2 separate regions of the Mus musculus genome follow, and region 1 is linked to region 2. The links are chromatin loops, found by intact Hi-C in ENCODE. Cell type or tissue: heart. All regions are shown on one strand. Each heading gives the region's core, and the rest is flanking DNA. Links, peaks and the distances in the headings are about the cores only.

Evidence for each region. Peaks named below come from ENCODE experiments on the same cell type or tissue, not always from the same donor. Only the 100,000 strongest peaks of a DNase experiment are listed, where the experiment ranks them.
Region 1: it touches region 2 in a loop (9-fold over the local background); 2 of 42 quality-filtered maps call a loop at or near these places.

The regions. Positions count from the first base shown.
Region 1 is chr4:109,274,116-109,284,654 of GRCm38, reverse strand. Eps15 (epidermal growth factor receptor pathway substrate 15) reads right to left here and starts at 4,380. Exons shown (of 25, transcript NM_007943.3): 1 at 4,211-4,380. The coding sequence starts at 4,243. It overlaps Gm40225 (a long non-coding RNA gene), which reads left to right and starts at 4,332. Exons shown (of 3, transcript XR_868003.2): 1 at 4,332-4,633. In heart, for the core only: CTCF peaks have their summits at 4,229 and 4,443; a DNase peak (open chromatin) is centred at 4,354; H3K4me3 peaks cover 1,731 bases; H3K27ac peaks cover 1,455 bases.
Region 2 is chr4:109,399,647-109,410,185 of GRCm38, reverse strand. Ttc39a (tetratricopeptide repeat domain 39A) reads right to left here and starts at 3,086. Exons shown (of 18, transcript NM_153392.2): 1 at 2,977-3,086. The coding sequence starts at 3,014. It overlaps Ttc39aos1 (Ttc39a opposite strand RNA 1), which reads left to right and starts at 3,929. Exons shown (of 4, transcript NR_131195.1): 1 at 3,929-4,460; 2 at 5,580-5,674; 3 at 5,917-6,106; 4 at 6,193-7,907. In heart, for the core only: no CTCF peak of the experiment used is centred there; DNase peaks (open chromatin) are centred at 3,185 and 3,915; H3K4me3 peaks cover 2,123 bases; H3K27ac peaks cover 2,235 bases.

The sequences.
Region 1 (10,539 bases), core at 2,979-5,478, 130 kb after region 2:
CCTGTCTCAGATTCCCACTTGCTGGGATTAGACTGAGCCATCATGTAGGATTTGGATTTTACTTATCAACAAGAAAAGTGAAAACAACTGAAATGAGAAAAAGTAAGGTTGGGCAGCACTAACTACAATGAGAAAACCAACACTTCATCAGGTATTACTTGCAAAGCAAAAATGTTAGAGCTGGCCAAGTATTTAATAATGTTTAAAGTCCTCTATTAAAATGTAAGCTCCATGCTTTTTGTCTTTAAGCTTCAAAATTTTTTATTTTGTTAGTATATTCTAAGTAGCTATACTAATTCTTGGCCAATAGTAAATGCTCAACAATATTTGTTGGATAATATTTTTTAATATTTATATGTATGGGTGTATCTGCACCTACTAAGTGCTGTGCATGCAAAGGCCGGGAGATGGTGCTGGATCCCCTGGAACTGGATTTACATATGGCTGTTAGCACACAGGTGCTGGGAACTGAACAAGGTTCTCCTAGAACTGAACAAGGTTCTCCTAGAAGAGCAGCCAGTGCTCTTAACCACTGTGGATCAATTTTTAAGGCAAAGAAAGCAGAGACCTAAAGATTTTACTCCTGTCTTCATTAGGATATTATTCATACCATACTTACTGGCAATGCTAAAAATGGCATTCAGAATCTAGTATTCTATCATCTCTAGAAGACAAAACTCAATTTCAATCTTTAGTTAAGAAAGAGTTAGAGGAGTGTTTGGCAGGCATTCAAAAGGCAAGGGAAACATAAACTAAAACATTTTCACTTTTTTCTCTAATTTGTTGCTTTAGTTAAAACGATAAAAGCCAAAAAACTAAAAAGCCAACCTTAATACAATGTGTTACATCTAATACTTAATAAAATATTTACAGAAGCAGGCATAGCAATGCATGCCTTTAATTCCTGCACCTGGGAGGCTGAGGCAAAGTGATCTTTGTTACAACCAGGTCTAGAGACCCTGTCTCAAAAACAAACAAAAACTCTTTCACACACACACACAGACACACTGGCTGGCTGAATGAATGAATGAACGAATGAATGAACTAACTAACCTATTCCAAAACGATCATTACCAGAGGCAGAAACTAGCATCCAGTTAATCTTCATAACTGTTTAAGAGCTCTTTAACAGGTTTGGCATAGACACAAGATTTATTTCTTCCAAATAAACAGAGGAAAAAGAGGTGAAATTTAAAATGTCCTTTGCTGGGCGGGCCCAGTGACACACACATCCATAATCCCAGCTTCTTGGGAGACTGGGGCAGAAGGATCACTAAGTCAACGAACCCAGACTAGAATGGCAACATAGCCATACACTTTGAACCTTCCACATGTCTACCTTGAAGAATCTCCCACTTGAGTATACCATATCTAGCTCTGTGTTAGAAGAGCAGAAAAAAGAAACACAAGGTAACATAAATAAATCAATAATGAATGTGAAACCAAACTACACCATTATCTGACTTAGTTCAAGCAGCTAAAACTTTTTAAACAAAAAGTATGAGGAACTGAGGAGATGGCTCAGTAGGTAAAAACACTATGTAACATGAGGAGTGGAATTCAAATCCCTAGTACCTACATAAAAACCTAGCACGGCCAAGCATGCCTATAACCCCAGCAGTAAAGAGCAGAAACAAGCTGGCCCGCCTAAATGGCAATCTCTCATTCAAGGCTGCAAGGCAGACAGTGATACAGGAAGACACCTGACATTCTCCTCTAGTCTCTTCATGCACTCCAACCAGCACATGCACCTGCACACTCATATGTGTGCAACACACACACACATGTTAAAATCAAGGACTGGAGATATGGTTCAGCTCAAGTTAATAGCACTTGTGGCTCTTGCAGAGGGCTCAGGTTCGGTTCCCAGTAGCCATATGGTGGTTTATAACCATCCATAACTCTAGTTCCAAGGGATTTGACACTCTCTTCTGTCTTATATGGGCACCAGACATGAATGTGGTATACATATATACATGCAGGCAAACACTCATACACAAATAAGTAATTATATCTAAGAACTATAAATCTGCTAAGTTTGAAGGAAAAAGATACATTAGTAAATATTTTAAAAACTTTTTCCCCTGTGCCTTTATAATATCTCACTATATCTTAGTATTTTAATATCTAAATATTTTAAATTGACTTATTTGAATTATCAATTTAAGTTCAAACATGAAATACTAAAGAATAATTTCCCCTTAGTGATTCAGCATTTACTCTGGATACATTTTAACACCTAACTATACAACCACAAGAACATATGCAAATTATGAAAATGACTACAAAACTGAGAGCCTGAAGCAAATTTCCAGAGATAAGTGATCCTAAACAGAAACTAAAAACACAGTACAATCCAAGAAGAAAATAAAGTAGGCACACAACCAAGAAGCAATTCTACAGAAGTCTTCAAGGGAACAAAATCTTTAATAGGGGGGTCGGGGGAAACTACCAGAATTAGCCAACAGAGTCAGAATACAAGTGCCTGCCAACAGAGATCATGTTTAAGGCAGGTCACTATCTAGACTCAGAAAGCCAACACCCAAAAGTCAATGTTTCCATTCCTCAAATGTGAGTTTCAGAAGGACCCTTCTAAACAGATTCATGACAAGACTGGGCCATCTTAAAAGTTCTTCCCTGTTAGATGCAAGTCAAAACACAATGACCCACAGGAAATAAATTTGGAAATGTAAAGTTTATGAGGTTATTCCTAAAGGCTGTCTTACCTGTGGGATGCCTCTGTGTGTGTGTGTGTGTGTGTGTGTGTGTGTGCGCACTATAATACACACACACACACACATACAGTATATATAGAATCACTTTTGCTGGGGATATGGCTCAGTCGGTACAGGGCCTGTCTAGCCAGCATGAAGTCCTGAGTCTGATCCCTGGCGATGAATAAACTAATATAGTGGTACAGTCCACTTGGGAGATGGAGGAAGAAGGATCCAAAATCAAGGTCATTCTTGATATTCTTGATTACATAGTGAGTTCAAAGCCAGCTTGATCTATTTGAGACCCTGTCTCAAAATAAATAAGTAAATAAAATTTCCACCCTGGCTCCTGGGGAAAATACTTTTTTATCTCCAAGTTCTTGGAAAGAAACACCTCAAAACCTCTTTATCATAACATAGAAATAATCTATTACCCAAACACATGCCCTACCTTATAAGTACAGGCAAATCTAGGCCAAGGAGACAAGATGGCAGGGAGCTATCACAGGGCAGGCTGATAGGCTGAGGTGGGCTTATACCAGGGAGTACACAGCCCCCAGCTATGGAGAAGGCAAACTTCTGGGCAGTGAAGATGAAAGGGACTGGCAGGTGTTTGGTACCTCATCCCTCCTGGGTGTCTTGAGATGACTACGCTTGGTTTTACAGAAACGGAGAACTCAGGTTCTCCTAAGTGAGTGATGTTTAGATGTATCCCTCGAGGATGGGGCTCTGAAGGAAGAGAACATTTTAATAATGATGATGATGATAAAGAGGCGAGACTCCGAGAACAGACTCCGAGAACAGCTTTTGGTCGAGATCGTCCCAGGACAAAGTTATCTCCCCGGTGGTTCCGGGCACCAGGGAGGAAAGAGGCGCCCCACCTGCAGAAGGCTGGCACCATGACCCCTCGGACGACGATCAGAGACGGCGCCCTCGCGGGTGGGAAAGTCTGCAAGGGGATCTGAGCAGAAGTGAGTGGGTCAAGTGCCCGGACAGGATGCGACTTCTGGAAGCCAGGCTGACTTGAGGGAACTGAGGGGAACTCGGCAGTCGTCGCTCCCGCGGACCGGAGCAGAGCGAAGCTGAGGGAACCCTGCCCCGCCGAAGTCGAGCCTCGCATCGCCCGCGGCCGCTGTCTAGCGTGAGCCCCACCGGAGCTCACCTGGCGGCCGTCAGGCCCGGAGGAGAAACTTGCCGAGAAGGTGAGCGCCGACGGGACCTGGAGGAGAGCGGCGCGGAGACCCGCGGCGGGGGCGGCGGCCGGGTGGGAGCCGCGCGGGGCGGAGCCGAGAGCCCGGCGACCCGGGGCGGGGGTGCGGCGGCCCCGGCTCGCCGCTCCCGCTCCGACTCGGGATGGCGCCCGCACTCCTCACACGCGCTCCCACCGTGCGGCCCGAGGGCAGCCGCCGCGCCAGCGCCCCAGAGCGGTGGAGGGGGGGAGGGAGGGCCGGGGAACCCCGGCGGGTCGAGCCGGGCCGACCGGCGGGCGGCGTTACCTGTGTCAGGGAGAGCTGGGCTGCCGCAGCCATGGTGTTTCCATCATGCACGGGAGGGGAAGGAAGGACGGACGGACGGGGGCCCGGGGCGGGAAGGAGGCGGAGGGACAGGCCGTAGGCGAGGCCGGCGGCCGGGCGTCTCCCCGAACTTCGACAACTTCCCTCCTCACGCCGCCCCGCCCCGCCCCGCCCCGCCGGCCTCACAGGCCGTGGCGGCGCGCAAAGCCCGGAGCGGGAGTCTGAGCCGCGGAACCAGGCCCTGACCCCGGCCTCCCTGGAAAACCCGGTGCGGATAGGGCTCTGGGGTGGACGGTCAGCGGAGGCGGCGCCACAGAGACCTGAGTTTAGGCAGGTCACCCACCATCCTTCTTCCTGGGCTGCTGTTTTCTGTAAAGTGCGGGGAGAAATTAGAACCATGTCCAGGTGGGTTGTGGGAACTAAAAAAGTAATGGTACTAAGTAATGACAGGAGCGGTTTAGTAGTAATAACATTAAATAATTCTGATTGTGTGTGATTCTGCACTAAATGCTTTTGTTTGTTTGCTGTTTGTTTAAAACAAGGTCTCTCTCTGTGTAGCCATGGCTATCCCGAAGCTCACTGTATAGATCAGGCTGGCCTCAAACTCACAGAGATCCACTTCCCTCTGCCTCCAGAGTGCTGGGATTAAGGAGATGTACCACTACTCCAGGCCTAAATACTTTTTTAAAAAATTGTGTGAATAGGGGATTTGAAACAGAAAGAAGTTATACAAATGAGGATGGTGAAAGCCAGCCAGGCATGGTGGCACATACCTTTAATCTCTGAGAGTTCCATGCCAGCCTGCTCTACATAGTGAGTTCAAGGACACATAGTAAGGCCCTGACTGAAATAAAAAGAAAAGGGCCTCCCCGAAAAGAAAAAACAAAACAAAACAAAACAACTCTCTTACCCGAAGTTTAAAAACTAACTAGAAAGCTGGATTACAAATCTTTCTACCTGCTATCACATTAAGAAGGCATGTAAATCCTTCTAAAGTAAAAATCTTGGGAGCAAGAAGGAACTGCTTGCCTTGCCTGCTCCCTGTCCTGCCTAGACTGTTTAATTTAAAAAAAAAAAAAAAAAAAAAAAAAAAAAGCAGGTGTAGGGCCACAGTGGAGTTCAGAGGTACAGTGAGTGCATAAAGTCCCATCTCAAATTCTTTTTTTTTTTTTTGTCTGGTTGGTTGGTTGGTTTTGGTTTTGGTTTTTTGAGACAGGGTTTCTCTGTATAGCTCTGGCTGTCCTGGAACTCACTCTGTAGACCAGGCTGGCCTTGAACTCAGAAATCTGCCTGCCTCAGCCTCCCAAGTGCTGAGATTAAAGGAATGTGCCACCAGTGCCCGGTTCCTCTCAAATTCCTTTTTGTCATAAATGCCACCTCTTGACAGAGTATTGTCTCTCCAAACTAGTGTTCATACTCTTTTGTTGACTTTACTAGAAGAGGGCAACAACCTCCTAATGACCTGTTTACATAAGTCTAACCACCCCCCTCAGCTCACCAGTGGCAGAGATTTTTTAATATATATGTATTTTAACACCATAACATTATAGTATATGCTTAAATGAAGGCCTTTGTCCTGCCTGTATTCAACATTATACACCTTACTCTTTTTCATTTTGCCACACTTAGTTAGAATAAGGAACCGCTTACCTGAAATTGTCATCTGCAAAGGTTCTTATTTAGGGTGACTACTGCCGTGATGAAACACCATGACCAAAGACAACCCGAAGAGTAAAGAATTTATTTCCCTCACAGTCTGGTCATCATCAAAAGCAGTGAGGAAAGGAATTCAAACAGGGCAGGAGCCTGGAGGCAGGGTCTGAAGCAGAGGCCATGGTGGGGTGCTGCTTACTGACTTACTCAGTTTGCTTTCTTATAGAACCCAGGCTTGGGCCTTCTCCTACCAACTACTAGTTAAGAAAATGCCCTACAGTGAGGTCTTATGGAGGCTTTATCTCAACTGAGGTTTCCTCGTGTCTAATAAATCTAACTTGTGTCAGGTTGATGTAAAACTACACTCAGTTTGTATGTAGCCTACTTCAGAAGGTCTAGGAAGTCTGCATACCAGCTTTTAGTTACTTTGATATGACTTTTTTATTCTGCCTTTTTTATTGTGTGTGTGTGTGTGTGTGTGTGTGTGTGTGTAGTACTTGGGGAGGGGGTAGATTCTCTCCTTCCACCATGGAGGTTTCGGGGATGGAACTCAGGCTAGCAGTCTTGGCAGCCATTGCACTAATCTAGTAAGCTGCTTCAAAGGCCATATCCTCTGCCTCGTTTTAAGAGTTAGTTGATGACCTGCCTACATCTGACTGGCCTTAAAGAAGACTAACTCTCTACTGCAGGTCCCTCAGACACAGAAGTACCCAACCTCAATATGTGTTTGCTTCCTTTTTCCCTAATGGTGGTTTCCAGGACAAAACCCACACGTCTATCAGGGCCACAGCCTTTATCATTATAATAGGATTCCTCAATACACTGAGACAGCTGGAAAAACCCAAGATCTAGTTGGCTCCACTTCCATTTTTAGACTTTTTCCATCAGAGGCAAAAACCAGAGAGGTCTCAAGAACTCCCTTCCCAAGTCTACCTAGACTCCTCTGATTTGATCCAGCCTCAAAGAGCAAGTTATACAGGTCTGATGAGTAAACACTTAGTCAGGAGTATCTCCTTTGACTTCTTTTTGCCATTATTCCTTTTGGCTCAAGGGAGAAGAGGAGAAACTATTCCAGTTTGAAACATCAACTATAACCCAACTGATATTTCTATTGGCATCTATTACTTCACATTATAAGTTTGAACTTCACAAAAACACCCTAAAAGGAAGCAATTATCACACTCACTTCCCAAATGAGGTACTCAGCACCACAGAGGTCAAATAATTTGCCCAAGGTTACATGTCTAATAGCAAAAGCAGTTGATATATTGAAATGAACAAAACTTAGAGATCAGAACCATTGGTGTAACTGAAAAGTCACTTACTAATTATAGGAATTTAGGGGGGCTGTGAATGACGTATGAAGTGTTTGAAGTTGTAGAGAGAAGTGTAGAAGTTCAGAAATCTGAAAGTCAGACAAGTTTGTGTTTGAAGATGGGCTGGTGAGATGGCTCAGCAAGTGAGAGCACTGACTGCACTTCCAAAGGTCCTGAGTTCAAATCCCAGCAACCACGTGATGGCTCACAACCACCGGTCTTTGAGCTGGAGCGAGCAGGGACTGAGCAAACAGAGTTGAGCCAAGTGAATGGGGCTGACCAGAGTGAGCGGGGTTGACCAGAGCAAACAGAGGTCCTTAAAAATAAATAAATAAATAAATAAATAAATAAATAAGTTCCCAACAAGCACATGAAGGGTCACAACCATATGTACAGCTTCAGTGTACTCACATACATAAAATAAATAAATAAATCTTTGAAAATAGCTGGAAGGAAAGGACTCCTCTGACCCTCACAAACATACCATAGCATGTTAAGGAAATAAAAGGAACTATTAGTATGGGTTTGCTTTAAGTTAAAAAAAAATGAAACTTTGTATTTATAAAGGACTCTTTTAAAAGTTTATGTCGTTGCTTGCAAAATCTAACACAACTAATTCCTAATATCTAAGAGGTCCCTTATAAAGCTTTATTGAACTAAACCAAACATAAAATCTCAGCTATATGTATCTTCAGTTTTTCCCCACTTCACAGATAGGAACATTGAGGAATTAGGGAGATGGCTCAGTTGGTTAAGTGCAAGCAAGAGAACCTGAATTTGATCCTCATCACCCATTTGGGGTGTTGGGAGGGAGCCAAGAGGCATATACCTATCACTGGAGAAGCAAATACAGAAAGATCCTAGGGTTTGATTGATGTCCATGCAGCCCAGAGAAATTTGTGCACTCTAACTCAGTGAGAAACCTTCCTTAGAAATAAGGTGCACCTAGCCGGGCAGTGGTGGCACACACCTTTAATCCCAGCACTTGGGAGGCAGAAGCAGGTGGATTTCTGAGTTTGAGGCCAGCCTTGTCTACAGAGTGAGTTCCAGGACAGCTAGGGCTACACAGAGAAACCCTGTCTCAAAAAACCAAAATCAAAACAAAACAAAAACACCCTACATTGACATCTGTCCCCTAAAGCACAAGCATACTGGCACATAAGCAGTTTGGGTCTTCATTTAAGAGGGGTGGGGGGAGGCCTGAGGATATAGCTAAGCTAGTATACTTGCCTAGTGTGCACAAGGTCCCGGATTCAATCCAAAAGAGAAAAGGGGAGGAAAGGAAGGAGGGGAGGATGGCGGAGAGAGATAGAAGAGAAAGGAAGGAGCACCTAGGAGAGGAGAAGAGCCTTAAATTCACTGTGTAGGACTTGTTCCCAGTGCCTCAGGAGCACCAATAAGTTATAGTGGCTTCTCCACTCGTGAGTTCTGGGTTCCATTCATCGCATGTAGCCGGAGATGAGAGCAGACCTGTAGGGATAGCACTGAGGGGCCAAACTCCCAAGACCTACAACTTCTGAGACTGGGTTTGTTTTGTTTTTTTTTTAATGGCATACCGAAGACAATTTGAAAATGTGTGTCCCATATCTCACCAAAGGACTGGGTTGCATCCCAAATCTATTTTAGGAAGACAAAAATATAGCTAATGGAAGATATATTATAATCCCATTGTAACAGGAATGAACTGTATAGGTCAGACAAAAGAGATTTACTTGATTTTTTTTAGGGCAGCTTAATGTCTCTCAGCCTCTAAGTTTCAAATTCCTGGCATATACTTCTGATATAATAATAACTATTTGATACAGGTGGTATAAAACTTAGACAGCATACATAAATGGCCTTTGAAAGAGACCGGCCTGGACTCTGTGTATGTTCAGTAGCTCATATTTATGCAATGCCATTGTGGAAGGCCACCACTTACCTCCCTGCTCTTCAGTCAACCATCTAATTACTAAGTGAGTTTGTAGCTATAATAGTTACAAGAAGGGGGAGGGACTGTTTCAAACACTGTCATTAAAAGGTAGGTGTTCCCTAAGATACGAAGTTGTATCTGATGACTCTAATCTGAGTACTAAGGGCCAAAACCTGTTTTTACAACAACCTGGTAAGGATTGGTTTTACCTTACTTTACAGAAGAATACGTTTTTCAAAGGTCTTCTGATTCAGACCCAATTTTTACAATAGAGTGTATTCACATCCTGGAGAAATAGCCCCCAAGAAGGCTCCATGAACTGAAATTCTGAGCATAGAAAGCTGGAAGTGAGGTATGGGTTTGTGATTAGCCTAAATTTGGGATGAGCCTGAAGAGGAAATCTTAAATGGTAGACAACTTCCTTGTCAGTCTATTCTAACTTTCCCATTCCTGAACCTGTCCTTAAAGGAAATCTTTACTACTTCTGTTTCTTTGTTCCCCAGGCTTTGAAAGCAGTTGTCATATCAGCTTTTTATGAACATTACAACTGTTTGTGTGATGTCAGCATCTATAAAGCTGAGAAATGCAGAATGATTGAAACTATGAGGGGAGGCTGTGAAGAGCTCAGAGTATACAAAGAGCCAGTTTATGTGCACGCTTCTCTGTGAACAGCCTTCCACATAAATGGTGCTGTGCTTTAAAACAATGTTGTACTGCGATTGTAATGGTAATGTAGAGCTCGTGCTTCCAAACTGCTGGCTTCCTAAGTATAGATCATCATTGTTCAGATTTACCCAGGGCAAAAAGAGTGTGTGAGATTATACAATAATAACAATTGTGCTACTCAAATAACTGTCCCTGTACCAGGGTCTAAGCCATGAAAAGGACAAACAGTAAAAGACTGTTAAGTGCCACAGACATCCAGGATGCCATAAGACAATTCAAAATTGTTGTCACCAATACATCACAAATGGGATGTCCTGGGAACATCTGAATGTAAGGCCTTGGAAACCAGATCCATTCTTGGCTCTATAACTTCTTATTTTCATAACTTTAGACAAGTCTGTGAGTGATAACAAGCCATAGGCTGCCTCCTCTGCAAACCAAAAGTCATATACCTACTTGATCATGCTATTATGATGACTAAGGTTACATGTACAAGCCTGGTGCCTAGCATGCAGCAGACCCTGCATTTGTTAGTATTCATGTCTTTTCTTGCCTATTGGGGGATATCCAAGGTTTGAGTAACATGAACTAGAAAACAAAAATCATTTTTAAGGGTTTCAGTGGCTTTCCAAGGCCTACTTAATAACTTTTTTTCATAAATTTTTCATCCATTTGTAATGCTTATTGAATACTCTAGAGTAAGGGAAATTATTCAGTTGCTCCCAAAGTGACATTGGCTCTTAGTGAGAAAGCAACTGCAGTTT
Region 2 (10,539 bases), core at 2,837-5,336:
GTGCATGCTAGACAAGAGCCATGCCAGCTGAGCTCCAACCCCAGCCTGGAGAAAGTTCTTTGATTTTGATAAGCCTCTATTTCCTCATCAGTACAATGGGCTTAATGGTGCCTACACATTCCTACCTGGAATGTGAGGAAAGACTGAGGTGGGAGTACTCAGGAACTATCACTGGATGCTCTTGCCTCATGCTATGCACAGTCCACCACTCTCATCAAGCAGGACAAAAGTAGGAATGGAACAAGCCAGGCTTGGAGGCCCAGTTCTACAGTCCCAGCACCTAGGAAGGCTGAGGCAGGAAGATCTGAATCTGAGGCCAGACGAAGTCGACATGGTGAGATCCTGTCAAAAAGAAAGAGGGGGTGGGGGAAGGGGAGAAGGAAGGGAGGGAGGGGAAGGCTTGAGTGCACACTGTAATTACCAGGGGGGGACCACAGAGGCACACTCCTGTGTACAAAAGACAGCCATACAGGAATGAATACTCTGTGTGAATAGAAGGAGGCAGGAAACCACCCCAGTGTCTAACAAGAAGGATGAGTAAATTAATGGAGTCTTTACACAGGGTGGTGAAGTAGGTGCCAGGGTGAGGGGGACCAGCGTGTGGGCCCAAGGAGGCAAAAACCTCAGAAACCAAACTTTTAGAAAAGTAAGCCACAGATCGGGTGTTTGCTGCAGGCTCTGTTACAGAACACTTGGAAGTAAGAGCAGACTAACCCCCCCCACCCCACGCTGGATTGCTTTTAGATTTTCCCATACTCAGCAGGAGAATAAAAATGGAAAACAATAAACTTAAGACTCAGGCTGGCAATTATCTCTGGAGAGGAAGGTGGTGGGTGGGGGTGTTCCAGAGGGTTTCACTAACAGGACTTCTCTCTTAAAAGGAGGATAGAGAACGTGGAACACAGTATCTGGCAACACAGGGTGACAAGAACCCAGGGCTTTACCACAGAGGCTAGAGGACGGCTTAGTGGTTAAGTGCTGCTCTCATGGAGGGCCAGAGTCTGGTTCCCAGGACCCTCACCGATGGCTCACAACTGCCCATAGTTCCAACTGCAGGGGATCTGATGCCCTCTTCTGCCTACATAACTTAAAAATCAAAATGCCTTAGAATTATTTACCATTCTTCTGAAGCCTTAAAAACATTTCACACACACATACTCACACACACTCACACACACACACACACACACATTGTTTTGTTTTGTTTTGTTTTGAAACAGAGTTTCTCTGTGTAGCCCTGGCTGTCCTGGAACTCACTCTGTAGACCAGGCTGGTCTTGCACTCAGAAAGAAATCCACCTGCCTCTGCCTCCCAAGTGCTGGGACTAAAGGTGTGTGCCACCACTGCCCTGCACATTTCACATTTCACATTTGTTAACTGGGCATGGTAGCACATGCCTGTAGTCCCAGCTGGTGGGAGGTAGGGATGGGACCATGAGGAGTTCAAAGGTCATCCTTGGGTACACAAAGAGTACACCAGCAGCCTGGGCTACAGGAGACCCTGTCTTAACCCACCCTGTCCCCACTGCCAAGAAAGTATTGTTATATGGTAGATAAAACTTTATTACAGTTATACCCAGACAAGATCTGAGTGTTTGTTGAGACTAAGTGTCTACAGATGGAAGCGGGATTTGCTTCTACTTTGGTTTTCTTCTCAAATCCCACAAGGATGGCACTGACCAGAAGCAGGGGACTGGACAAATGGGCCTGTGTGAGCACAAAGATTGGGCCCTCACAGGCATACAGGAACACAGATGTTCTGTTTTTTGTTAGAACTTTGTGCTTACTGGCCTGGAGGCTGGGAGCAGAGTTAGAGGTACCCAGGGTTCTTCCAGGGACTCAGGCACAGCTGTGGTATATAGGCAAGAGGGACGAGTCTGGCTTTCAGCCAGCAAGTCTGGGTTTGTGGATGGAAGCCTTGTTCCATGTCTGCCTTTTCTCCTGAAAACCACGCTTCTAATACTGAAGGGTGGTGTTCGGACAGGGCTGCGCAGAAAGGTAGTCAGCCAAGCTCCGGAGCTTTCAACCCTCAGCAGGAAGAGCGTAGCTAACCCAGCCTCTCTGTGTTTTCCAAAGCAGGAACCAGAAGTCAGGGAGGTTTGGTCAAATGCCTTGACCAAAATTATACAACAGAAAATGATTAGGGGAAAACTTAACAGGTGACTTCCTCCAGCCACGATGTTCCTCAGCACCGAGCTACCATTCTCTCAGACCCACACTAGAGGCTTCCAGCTGGCTGGTGGTTTCTCTCCTCCCTGTTCATCTGTCAGGCCTCAGGCCCTTGGCAAATATTGTCACTAGTCTGAGTCTCCAGGTAGGGCAGGCACCCCTCCCAGCTCACCTGAGCAGGATCTCTCTCTGCCCAGCAACCTCCCAGCAGCCTAGGATCCCAGCAACTGCCCCCTAAGCACTGAAACCCAAACACAGCAGAGCTGCTGACTATCTCCAGACAGCAACTGGCAGTGCCCGGGATCAACCTAGGGGGTCTGACTGTGACTTTGGAGGGGTGGGGGTGGGGCTGGCCAAGACAGCCATGTTGATAGTGACAGCACCCACCTTGACAACCTAGGTTCCTGGTACACCCAATACCCTGGGCCCGAGCACACTTAGAGCCCTTCAAATACCCCAAATATCCCTAAAGGGGATGTCACCAGACAGAGCTGTGTTCAAATCTCACTTTCCACTCTTACCTCCTGGATAATCAAAGTCACTTAAGAGCTATGCCTCAGTTTTCTCATCTGTAAAGAAGGGTGATCGTAACAAGGCCCACCCCATGGGTATAGACTCCATGAGGAGGGAGAGAAAGTTGGGACCCAGAAGGCCTGTGACTGAGCCAGGGTCCCCAGGAGGCAGCGGGGCGCGGGCTGCAGGCTGCGCAGCGGCTGGAGCCGCAGTGCGGTCCCGGGGCTCCTCCTAGGAGGCCCCCGCAGCGTTCGCCCTGCACGGCCCGCGCCCCGAGGCGGCCTCCGCCACTCACCCCGCCGGCAGGTCGCCCGGGCCGCTGGCCGTGGTCATCGCTGCGCGCGCCGGACGCCAGGCGCAGCCCAGGTGCTGCGGCCGGATCCCAGCGACGCGGCGGCCGGGGAGGGGCGCGCCGGGGGGCGGGGAAGGCGACGGGGCCGGGCCGGTCTCGGGCTGCCCACCCGCGCAGTGGGACCATGGCCGCGCCCGCGCAGCGCAGCGCCCGCCCCTGGCGCTGGCCAGGTGGGACCCGGGCGCTCAAGGTCGGCACAGCCTGGCCTTGGAGCATCGGCGCAGACATGGACCGGAGCTGCCAACACCTCCACCCACTCGGGCTGGGAAATTCTCCACCTTCCCTAGGCCTCAGCTCCCGGCCCCACACCTGAGATCTCGCGGTCCAGCCTCACTGCCGGGCCATGTTAGCGGAGAAAGCCTAGCTTCTGCAGACAGGCGTGGACATTCATTCTAACCGCTTGCCCAAACGGGGCCAGTGTTTTGCAAGAGACCAGAAGGCGGGAAAGCGGGCGGGTTAGCACGCACCGCTAGCAGGCAGCTCACACTCTCCTTCTCAAACAATCCCTAAAATTGCCATTTTTTTTTTTTTCAGATGCGAAAACTCGAGCGGTTGAGTTCATGTGACCTGTGTAGAGCCACTCTACAGTAAGTGGCCAGCAGGAACTGCAACTTAGCCCTCCTAACTCCAAAGCTCACACTCAGCCCCTTCTCCCTTTGGCCCCCTCCTCTCTCACTTCCAGAGTGAGTGGTCCATCCCCCAGATGCCCACTTTGCACTTAGACCTGAGACAGGTTCCGAAGAAGCCCACATGATCTTCTAGCAGAGAGCCCTGGCCCATTAAGAGTTAACCGGCCACTACCTCTGGGCCCCAGATGCTCTGGTGACTCATCATAACACGTGGCTGCCATTAGATTAGAGCTGTCCCTTTAGAAAGGCAAGGGACAGGAGGAGGGATTGGCCCTGAGCTCCAGGATGTCAGAAGAGGAAGCAAAAAAGAGCAGCCTGCAAATGCAGCCATGGTGGGAAGGACTTGGATCAGATCCCAGAGGAGCCAGGCAACTTGAGTTTAGGAATAGGGAGAAATGTCTGGGGGATTGCTGCTCTCATCAAGATAACTGCCTGGAAAGACTGTGAGTTGTTTGTTGTTCTTTTTAAAAATATTTTTATGTGTATTAGAGTTTTGCCTGCAGCTATGCCAGAGTGAAAGTGACACATCCCCTGGAGCTGGAGTTACAGACATTGTGAGGCGCCATGTAGGTGCTGGGAATTGAACCTCTGTCCTCTGGAAGAGCAGCCAATGCTCTTGACTGCTGAGCTATTTCCCAGGATGTCCTTATGCTGCTCTGTGTGAGCAGAGGCCAGGCACTGCTATGTGGAAACTATCCCAACTTTGGTAGCCTCACATATGGGCTTGAAAAGACGATGATGGGAACCTGACCACAACAGCATGTACCAGCAACCATTATTTAAGGAACCCAGACGAGGGTGAGTATGTTGGGGAAGGGGGAAGGGGGGGGGAAGGGTCTGTCCGGAGCAGATGGGAGCTGAGCCTTGAGAAGTGCGTTAATGAAGCTGGGAGCAGGTGTGCTCCATGAGGGACCAATATAGACAAAGGCACAGGAGTGGGTAAGGGCACACTGATGAATGCTGGGGTCTGTGGTTCTGAAGAGAACAGTGTAGAGACGAGTGAGTCCTAGGTGATGAGGCTGAAGCCTGTCGCACGCCCCACACAGTCATGTCCTCGGGCATTTGTACATGCTGTTTCTTTTGCCTAGGACACACACTCCTTCCTGGTCACATAATTCATCCATGGAACCAGGGATGGAGCCAACAGCTTATCACTGAAAGGTCTCTCTTCAAAAGAAAAAACAGTCCTTCACAACACTACACACTTGTAACACGTGGGAGGTAGAGGCAGAAGGTGCAGGAGCTCAAAGTTATCCTTAGCTAAGGCTAAGGGCTTCCAGGCTAGCTAGGCTATATGAGAAATGGACAGACAGGGACTGGAGAGATGACTCAGTGGTTAAGAGCACTGGCTGCTCTTACAAAGGTCCTGAGTTCAAATTGCAGCAACCACATGGTGGCTCACAACCACCCGTAATGAGATCTGATGCCCCCTTCTGGTGCTGTCTGAAGACAGCTACAGTGTACTTAGGTATAATAATAAATAAATCTCTGGGCCAGAGTGAGCAGGGCCAACCGGAGCTAGCGGGGCCAATTGGAGTGAGCAGAGGTCCTAAATTCAATACTCAACAACCACATGAAGGCTCACAACCATCTGTACAGCTACAGTGTACTCACATACATAAAATAAATAAATAAATAAATAAATCCTTTAAAAAAAGAAATGGACAGACAGCATGAAAGGTAGCACGGGGGATAGGTAGACACAACAGATTGCTAAAGTAAAAAAATTCAGGGCCTTGTTGGAATGACAGAAGAGGCCAGGTAAGTGGTCCTGAAGCAACTAAGCTCCATTAGTTCTGATTCTACTTAGCCTGGCTAAAAAAAATTCTATTTTTATTAAGAACTTGTATCAGTTCAGATGTCACCTCTCCCAGGAAGTTCCTGGCTGGGTCCCAGACTCTCATCTCTTGCCTCCAGTGAGCAGCCCTAACTCCTGTGGGTGACACTGTGTATGACACGGGGAAGGAGCAGGAAGAGATGCCTGTACGTGACTCTCGTGGACATCTCTCAAGGTACGGTAAAGTCTGATCGTCACTGTGTTTCTGCCTATGGATGGCTGACAGTGAACACTGGCTTCAGGGAGGTCCCAGCTCCCTCTGAGGGAGTCAGCTTAGCAATGGCTGACTCATGTCAAAGGCCACTTACAAGCCACGCATGCTTGTAATCTTGGCCAACCTTCATTTTTAACTGCTCTGTGAAGCTCAGTTTCTGCAGAGGGAAATGGAAATAACCCTACCTACTTCCCTGTGAGCAGCAAGAGTTCGTGCACATGGAGACGGAGACGGAGAGGCCTGGCATGCAGCACAGCGGTACTGCTGGTGCCTGGAGATGGACTCTGCACTTCTCCCCATTTTACAGATGAGAACAGTTGAGCAAGGTCAGCAGCAGAGTCAGAACTCTTCCCCCATCACCACAGTGGTCCTCAAGCTGGAGCCAGACATCCAGTGAGTAAATGGGGAGTCCCCAAGGCTGGTCCAGGTCCTCAAGAGTTCTGGCCCAGCTTCGGCTCATTATTGCTTCTTCCTCCCAGCCCAGGTGACCCAGCTTGGATCATGTGCTTAGGGCCATGTTGAGCCAACAACTGAGCCTGAGGATTACCTTCCCAAGTCTCAGTCCCTTCCTCACCAGTCGGGACACTTGTCATGCCTGCGAGATGTCAGACCTGCCTTCCTTCCTCATTTCCTCCACAACCCACAAGAACACAGCCAGGACCCCTAGGCTTCTCCACTTCAGGACCACTACACACTATTCACACCATCCTTCAGGACCACTACACACTATTCACACCATCCTTCAGGACCACTACACACTATTCACACTGTACGTCAGGACCACTACACACTATTCACACCATCCTTCAGGACCACTACACACTATTCACATTGTACTTCAGGACCACTACACACTATTCATACCATCCTTCAGGACCACTACACACTATTCACATTGTACTTCAGGACCACTACACACTATTCACACCATCCTTCAGGACCACTACACACTATTCACATTGTGCTTCAGGACCACTACACACTATTCACACTGTACTTCAGATCCACTATACACTATTCACACCATCCTTCAGGACCACTATACACTATTCACACTGTACTTCAGGACCACTATACACTATTCACACTGTACTTCAGATCCACTATACACTATTCACACCATCCTTCAGGACCACTACACACTATTCACACTATCCTTCAGGACCACTATACACTATTCACACTGTACTTCAGGACCACTACACACTATTCACACCATCCTTCAGGACTACTACACACTATTCACACCATCCTTCAGGATCACTATATGTGGCCTGTTGTACCATGTGATCTCGATCTCACTGCATGGCTAGGAGAACCTCCGCGCACTTCTCTCATCTGTGCTTTCTCAGCTAGAGAGGTCTCAGAAGATACTGTGAGCAAAACCTCCTCAGTATGCCCTAGAAAGTCTATAGTGGCACTACCTCCCATCCTACAGCTGAGAAAACTGAGGTTTGGATCATGGTCTAGTCATAGCTGAAACCCAAGGCTTGATTCCTTATCCTACAGAACACATTTTTTTGAATTTTAAATATTATAGTGTGTGTGTGTGTATGTGTGTGTGTGTGTGTGTGCTCACATATTCATGTGGAGGTCAGAGGACAACTTTTGTCCTCTTCCACCATAGAGCACAGCTTTGACCTGTAAGCTGCCACTCCTATGTGGGGTTATATAACTGAATATGAGGGTTGCAACATTTTTGGCAACAATAAAAGGCTTCCGAATGCATAACAACCAAATAGATTAAAGATCAAATCTGCCTTGAATCTAAGGTGTTTCTGGCAGTACTTGGCCATGTGCACCACGTGACTGCACTGCTGCTCTGACTCTGAACAAACAAAAGACAAAGTTAAATGAGAGGCTGGACAGATGGCTCAGTGGTTAAGAGGACTGGCTGCTCTCTCAGAGGACTTGGATTTAAGACCCACACCCACAGGACTGCTCACAATTCTCCAAGTAGAGTCTTAGAGGATCTGACAACCCCTTCTGGCCTCCATAGGTACCAGGCACACATGTAGTGCATATATCTACACTCACCCAAAACACTCATACACATAAAATAAGTAAGTAGAAAAATGGAAAACAAAATAAGCAAGCACTTCCATCTTACTGGTGTGCAATTTACTTTCATTCTTAATAAATGGTAAAACTACGTGTCAAAGGACTGTTTTAAAATAAATTTCCTTATGATTTATTATGAGTCAATGTTTGATCTGTATACCTCTTTTACAGACCCATATAACTGGGGTCACTGAATACACAGGCTGCTGCAAGTGGAAGCCTAGTATGGAGAATGGGAGAAAAAAGGAAAGGGGGTATTTGGAATTCGGGTCATAGAATGGAGTGTGCAAGTATGACGAGCGACGCCCTTACCAGAGAGGGGTCAGCTATGCCTCCGTCTCAGTAAACCTCTCTTCCATCCATAAACCTAGACAGTATCTCAAATACCCAGGGGCGGTGGGACAGGGGCTTAGCATTACTTGGACAGCCCCTTGGCCCCATCCCTCTCAGCTGCCTCCCCCAGGCCCTCCCCTCCTCCTTTCAGGCATGAAATACCCCTCCCCCTTTCAGGCTCTGCTATCCCCGACGTGGCCCCTAGCCCCTAACATGTTCTCCTAGCATGACTGAACCAGGAACTATAAAGCAAGCTCTGTTTCTCTTTAAATATTTTAAATCTATTTGCAGAGAAGAGGCGAGTACAAGCTGTGTAGCCTGTGAGGTCAGAGGACAGCTTACAGAAGTTGGTTTTCTCCACCGTGTGAGTCCTGTAGGAGACTGAACTCAGGTTATAGGCTTGGGCTTCTTAATGATTTAGAAGTGAACAGGCCCTCAAAGAGGGAATGGCAGTCACAGCTGTTTTGTTTTGTGAAATTCTCTAAGTAGTCCAGGCTAGCCTTGGACTTGATGCACAGACCAGGCTCGCTGTGAACTTGCAGTGATTGTCTTGCCTCTGCTTCCCAAGTGCTAAGATTGCAGGCGTGAGTCACAACTCTTGAACATTCTCCAGCAGTGACTTCCTACGGCTTCTCCCTCCAATGTACTCTGTCCCCACAAACTGTGAAACCTTGGGGATATTACTGCCCATTCTAGCCTTTGTTTCCCTCATCCTCCAGCAGAGGGCAGAGTAGGGAGCCCTCTGATTTGTTGTTGTTGTTGTTGTTGTTGTTGTTGTCTTGTTTTTTCCGAGACAGGGTTTCTCTGTGTAGCCCTGGCTGTCCTGGAACTCACTCTGTAGACCAGGCTGGCCTCGAACTCAGAAATCCACCTGCCTCTACCTCCCAAGTGCTAGGATTAAAGGCGCTGCCTGGCCCTCTGATGTTTTAAGTTCGAGGATTGGGACCCCTCTGCCCCAGCCTGGTCTTCAGGTGCTGCAAAGGGTGGGCCAGAGGAAAGAGCAATGGGGCAGGTGAGAGAAGCCAAGGACAGTTCTGACTGACACCAAGGATCCAAGCTCTGGAGAGGGCATCCCTGTTGGGGAATAAAGCCTTGGGTGACCTGGGTAGATGCCTGAGCCTGCCATGTCCCAGCTAGCTTGCGGCTGCATAGGGAGTGGCTGAGAGAGCAGGCTGCACCCCTGCTCTGACACCCCAGGATGAAGGTGAGCTGTTTCAGGGCTGCAATGAGGCAACAGAAGGAAGCTCTCAGAACAGAACCTTGCCATTATTCCTTATCTTCAGTCTCCTCGCCAATAAAGTGAGTAGGAGGATTTTCTGAACACTAGGTAGAAAAGCGAGCCCAAACAGGTCCCGCCACCACGGGAAGCTGTTCAGAGAGGAAGGTGCACCCAGGGACCATGGCCAGCACCTCGGGGCCTCCCTGCTTAATGGTATATAGAGAACAGATGGCACATGGCAAGCACTCACTTGGTGGGTCTGCCTGTGTGGCAAAGGAAGGAGGAGGTGGCATCTGGAGGTGGGGGCCTGGCTCAGAAGGGTTGGAGGACTTGGAATTCAGGCCTGGAGGCTACCGTGGTAAATGAGGAAGACATGATCTGCAGAACTGGCAGTGGCCTTCCGCTGGCTTGCTTTGTGCTCAGGAACAGCTTTTTAACTCTTTCAAAAAATGGGTCTCTCAGGGCTGACAGCTAGCAAAGCGCCTGCCGTGCAAACATAGGGCTGAGTTTGATCTCCAGAACCAAAGTCATCGCCATCGTCATCATTGCCAATATCATCACCATCACCACCACCACCACCACCATCATTGTCATCATTATCATCATTTTATGTTCATGAGTTTTGACTGGCTGTATGTCTCTGAATCATGTACATACCTGTGCCTACAGAAGACAGAGAGGGTTTTGGATCCCCTGGAACTGGAGTTAGAGTTATAACTGGAGTTATAAGCTGCCATATAGGTGCTGGGAATCTAACTTGGATCTCTGGAAGACCAGTCAGCATTTGTAATAGTAGAGCCATCTCCCAAGCTCCCCAGAATCCACTTAAAAAAGAAAAAAACAGCCACCAAACCAAGCTGAGTTCAACTGATCACTATGATGCACGATAGAAGGGAAGAACCAAGCTCAGAGATTTGTCCTCTGACTTCCACAGGAGCGCCTACACACATACTAAATGTAACAATGTAATTTACTACTACTACTACTATTATTATTATTACTATAAAATCCAGGCCTGGTGGCAGAGACTGGAAGATTCCTTAGACTTGCTGGCCAGCCAGCCCAGTCTACTTAGGGAGCCCCAATGAGAGATCCTGCCTCAAAAGACAAGGTGGGTTCCTCCCAAGGAACAGCAGCTGAAGTTGATTTCTGGCCTCCACACACAAGTGTATGTATACCTAAACACACCTGTGCACACCTGCACACACAGGTG